Linked DNA regions of Homo sapiens: region 1 is linked to region 2. A link is an interaction called in ENCODE POLR2A ChIA-PET data of the cell type or tissue named here. Cell type or tissue: endothelial cell of umbilical vein. All regions are shown on one strand.

Region 1 (2,500 bases), 59 kb before region 2:
AAAAATCGTAGAAATCTAATACATGCAATTTATTTGATACATATTGTGTTTAGGGCAGTGTTTTAAAAATTGCTCCTCAGAGCATTACCTCACCTTAGGGATTCGGAGAGACTTTTTTAGAGCACGGTGGCTGGGGGACTGAGTGGGCCTCCTGTGCCCATTTTGACTGACTTCCTTGCTTTTTTTTTTTTTTTTTTTTTTTTGAGACAGAGTCTAGCTCTGTCGTCCAGGCTGGAGTGCAGTGGCATGATCTTGGCTCACTGCAAGCTCCGCCTCTTGGGTTCGCACCATTCTCCTGCCTCAGCCTCCTGAGTAGCTGGGACTAAAGGCGCACGCCTGGCTAATTTTTTTTTTTTTGTATTTTTAGTAGAGACGGGGTTTCGCTGTGTTAGCCAGGATGGTCTCCATCTCCTGACCTTGTGATCCGCCTGCCTCGGCCTCCCAAAGTGCTGGGATTACAGGCGTGAGCCACCATGCCCGGCCCATCCTTGCTTTTTTAGGGAAATGTAAAGAAAACTGTAATTCAGTTTCTTTTTTTTTTTTTTTGAGGAGGGGTCTCTGTCGCCCAGGCTGGAGTGCAGTGGCACGATCTCACTGCAACCTCTGCCTCTTGGGTTCAGGTGATTCTCCTGCCTCAGCCTCCACAGTAGCTGGGATTATAGGCATGCGCCACCATGCCTAGCTAATTTTTAAGAGATGAGGTTTCACCATGTTGGCCAAGCTGGTCTTGAACTCCTGACCTCATGTGATCCACCCGCCTCTGCCTCCCAAAGTGCTAGGATTACAGGCGTGACCACTGCACCTGGCCTCGAGGAGTCCACGTTTTTAAATGTACTTGTCATCTAGTTGGACAGACAAATATATGCCCAAAGAATGCAAAGGAGTAAGAGCCAGGGGACATGGGGAGGGAGAAGCACTGGTGTGGGCTGGTGACAGCCCCGGGGCTCTAGATTGGAGCAGTACCTACAGTTCTCCCAGTGCATGCTAGGTGGTCTTTGAGTCTTGGTGTGGGGGCCGAGTAATGATAACCCATGCAAGCTTTTGGGTTGCTTTTGTGTGGACATTCCTTTCTCCCTGAGTGGTTTGGAGTGTTGCACAGCTTTAGTGGTGTGCTTACTGCGTGTTTTTTAGTCCTGGGCCTCATTCTGGGGGCTGAGGCTTGTGCATATCATACCTGTCTCAGACTCCACTCGAGACAGAGGTGCAGAAGCCCCTCGTATGCAGCATAGCGGAGTGAATGTGTCATGAAGCCACATGTTACATAGCCACTGAGGATGACCGGGTGCCTGTAGCCTCCCATCCTGCTACACTAGAGGGGTTGCTTCATGGTCACTGAAGACATTAGAAGTGTATTCGGTCCGGGTGCGGTGGCTCAACGCCTGTAATCCCAGCACTTTGGGAGGCCGAAACGGGTGCATCAGCTGAGGTCAGGAGTTGAAGACCAGCCTGGCCAACATGATGAAACCCTATCTCTACTAAAAATACAAAAATTAGCCGGGCATGGTGGCGTGCTCCTGTAATCCCAACTACTTGGGAGGCTGAGGCATGAGAATCGCTTGAACCTGGAAGGCAGAGGTTGCAGTGAGCTGAGATCACGCCATTGTACTCCAGCCTGGGAGGCAGAGGTTGCAGTGAGCTGAGATCACGCCATTGTACTCCACTCTGGGAGACAGAGTGAAACTCCGTCTAAAACAACAACAAGGACTGATTTACAGTTTTCCTTACATACATTTCCCTACAAAGCAAAGATGCCAGCTGAATACCAACTGTGGGTGTGTTTTTTTAGCCATTTGTCAAAACCATGGGCTTTCCTGCACAAGAAAGTGTTAACAATGTATACTTTGTGGGAGTGGGAAAGGGAGTACTTACTTTTGTTTTGTTTTGTTGTTGCTGTTGTTTTTGAGATAAGGTCTTCCTGTTGCCCAGGCTGGAGTGCAGTGGTACAATCACAGCTCACTACAGGCTCAAACTCTAGGACTCAAGCGATTCTCCTGCCTCAGCCTCCTGTGTAGCTGGGACCACAGGTGCACACTACGATGCCTGGCTAATTTTTATTTTATTTTTTTATTTTTTATTTTTTATTTTTTTTTGAGACGGAGTTTCACGCTTGTTGCCCAGGCTGGAGTGCAATGGCGTGATCTTGGCTCACCACAACTTCCGCCTCCCAGGTTGAAGCGATTCTCCTGCCTCAGCCTCCCTAGTAGCTGGGATTACAGGCATGCGCCACCATGCCCAGCTAATTTTGTATTTTTAGTAGAGACAGGGTTTCTCCATGTTGAACAGGCTGGTCTCAAACTCCCGACCTCAGGTGATCGCCCACCTTGGCCTCCCAAAGTGCTGGGATTACAGGCGTGAACCACCGCGCCCGGCCAGAGGCAGGGTCTTGCTTTGTTGCTCAGTCTGGTCTTGAACTCCTGGGCTCAAGGGATTCTCCTGCTTTGGCCCCCCGAAATTCTGGTATTACAGGCATGAGCCACCGTGCGTGGCCAGAACACACTTT
Region 2 (2,500 bases):
GTTTCTAAAGTAATTGACTTCCCCGTTTCAAGTCCCACCAGTTCTAGCTGCCTGGAATGGATCAACCAGGGTCTTTTCAGAAAGGGTACAGGAACTTTCTTAGAATCACAGAATTGGCTGGGCGCACTGGCTCATCCCTGTAATCTCAGCACATTGGGAGGCTGAGGTGGGCAGATCGCTTGAGCCCAGGAGTTCAAGACCAGCCTGGGCAACAGAGCAAAACCCTGTTTCTAAAAACAAACAAACAAAAAACCAAGAAAATTAGCTAAGTGTGGTAGTGTGCACCTCTAGTCCTAGCTACTCTGGAAGCTGAGGTGGCAGGATCATCTGAACCCAGGAGGTCAAGACTGCAGTGAGCCATGGTTATGCCACTGTACTCCAGAGTGAGACCTTGTCTTTTTTTTTTTTTTTTTGCGATGGAGTCTCGCTCTGTTGCCCAGGCTGGAATGCAGTGGTGTGATCTCGGCTCACTGCAAGCTCCGCCTCCTGGGTTCATGCCATTCTCCTGCCTCAGCCTCCCAAGTAGCTGGGACCACAGGTGCCCACCACCACGCCCGGCTAATTTTTTTTGTATTTTCAGTAGAGATGGGGTTTCACCGTGTTAGCCAGGATGGTCTCGATCTCCTGACCTTGTGATCTGCCCACCTCGGCCTCCCAAAGTGCTGGGATTACAGGGGTGAGCCACCGTGCCTGGCCGAAACCCTGTCTCTTAAAAAAAAGAAAGAAAAAAAATCCTAGAACCTTAACACTGGAATGAGGAACGAGTCCAGGCATGACCTGGCAGAGGAGGTTCCAGGAAGAGGCAGGATGAGAAATCAAGTCCCCTGACTTCCTGCCTACTGTATTTTCCAGCTCACCCTGACACCTCTTTCCTGTTAGGAAGTTTTACAACTTTAGCTCCATGGAAATAAACTAGGTATTTACAGCAAATTGCCAGGTTTGGATGAAATTCTCTGCTTTGTGACACCTCCCCCATGCATACACATACATGTGCCCATGTGCAGTCTGAGAACCTTGTTACCCGGAGCACGCCACTGGCTGTTTCCCCAGAGTCACTCTCATTTTGAGTCAGAGTGTTCTTGTGTGGAAATTTCATGCCAATTGGGCTAGAACTTGTTCCCGGTGAGGACACGGTTAATATGATTCCAGATAGGACCTGCTCTTCAACTCCTGTCCTGCAGTGCACTCGCCAAGATCGAAAATGGATGTACCCAAGCTGGGTGAGGGATTAACATGAAGTGCAGTGTATACTGGAACTATCCTTAGTGTCCTCTAGAAATTTCATCTTCCATGCCCTGATGTTCCCAGCCTTTTGTCATTGCTGCGTAAATGAATAAAACTCCACTCGTTGCTGAGAACTGCCTGGAGTTTCAGCTTCCAGGGAGGTTAAAGTCTTTTTAGAGGTCTGCAAGGGACCAGAAAAGTCACTTAAGAGAGCGTTTCTCAAATTTTTAGCCAAGAATCCCCAATAAGAGATACGTTTTAAACTGGGGGGGGGGGGGGGGAAGCTTTGTTTTTCCCAAGGATCCTTGAGAAACGCTCTAATTTATTCTAACAGGGTCTCGCTCTGTCACCCAGGCTGGAGTGCAGTGGCGCGATCACAGCTCACTGCAGCCTCGACCTCCTGAGCTCAAGCCCTCAGTTAACTGGTACTACAGGGGTGGGCCACCAAGCCCGGCTAATTTTAAAATTGTTGTAGAGATCGGGGCGGGAGGGGGGCGGGGGGTGGTCTCCTATGCTGCCCAGGCTGGTCCTGAACTCCTGGCCCCAAATGATCCTCCAGTCTCGGCCTCCCAAAGCGCTGGGATTAGAGGCTTGAGCCACCGCGCCCGGCTAGACAGAGAAGGCTGGGCAGGAACCGCTACGTTGATTTCACAACGCTAACGGGTGGTCCCGTTCAAGCGCTCAGACCCTCAGGATAGGCTGAATCGAGCTGTTTGAATAAACTGACGGCGGATTTCCCGCCCCGGAGGAGCGAAGGGAGTGGCCGGGCATCCTGCTACACCCCGAGAGAACTTTTCCCGAAGCAAACTCGCCGCGCTAAGAGGCGGCGCCGGAGCGTCCACGCGGGTCCCGGCCGGGCAGGGCGCGGCGGCCTTGCTACTCACACGATGACTCATTGTAGTAGACGTTGATTCTCTCCAGCTGCAGCGCCGAGTCTCCCACGTAGCCTCCGGCCGGGTCGATGCCGTGCTCATCGCTGATCACTTCCCAAAACTTGGGCAGGGCAAGGCGGGGGGACAGACGCTCAGAACCCAGAGCCCGGGACGCCGCCACCCGCGCCCACCCCAGGCGCCCCGGCGGCCGAATTCCAGGCGCGCCTGAGCCGCCGGCAGCCGCTCCCAGTTGGGATGGGGGTGGGGAGCGAAGAGTAGAAGGTCCCCGGCCGGCCACGCCCCGGGCGCTCCCTCCCTGCGGCCCTCGCGGGTCCGCACCGGGCTCCGAGGACCCAGGGGCGCACAGCGGGTGCGCGCCCCGGCGGGGGTCGCGCCGGGAGACC

Evidence for each region. ChIA-PET counts read pairs that join two places held together with the same protein. Peaks named below come from ENCODE experiments on the same cell type or tissue, not always from the same donor. Only the 100,000 strongest peaks of a DNase experiment are listed, where the experiment ranks them.
Region 1: POLR2A ChIA-PET joins it to region 2 with 11 read pairs; 17 of 35 experiments call an interaction of 5 or more read pairs at or near these places.

Annotation. Positions count from the first base shown.
Region 1 is chr18:12,367,758-12,370,257 of GRCh38, reverse strand. The region is part of intron 3 of AFG3L2 (AFG3 like matrix AAA peptidase subunit 2); the gene reads left to right. Among named protein-coding and RNA genes, the nearest start is that of AFG3L2, 8.2 kb to the left of the region's middle. In endothelial cell of umbilical vein, no CTCF peak of the experiment used is centred here; no DNase peak of the experiment used is centred here.
Region 2 is chr18:12,308,404-12,310,903 of GRCh38, reverse strand. TUBB6 (tubulin beta 6 class V) reads right to left here. Exons shown (of 4, transcript NM_032525.3): 2 at 2,109-2,217. Among named protein-coding and RNA genes, the nearest start is that of TUBB6, 1.4 kb to the right of the region's middle. RefSeq lists silencers at 2,128-2,477, 2,498-2,500. In endothelial cell of umbilical vein, no CTCF peak of the experiment used is centred here; DNase peaks (open chromatin) are centred at 993 and 2,023; H3K4me3 peaks cover 1,799 bases; H3K27ac peaks cover 2,393 bases.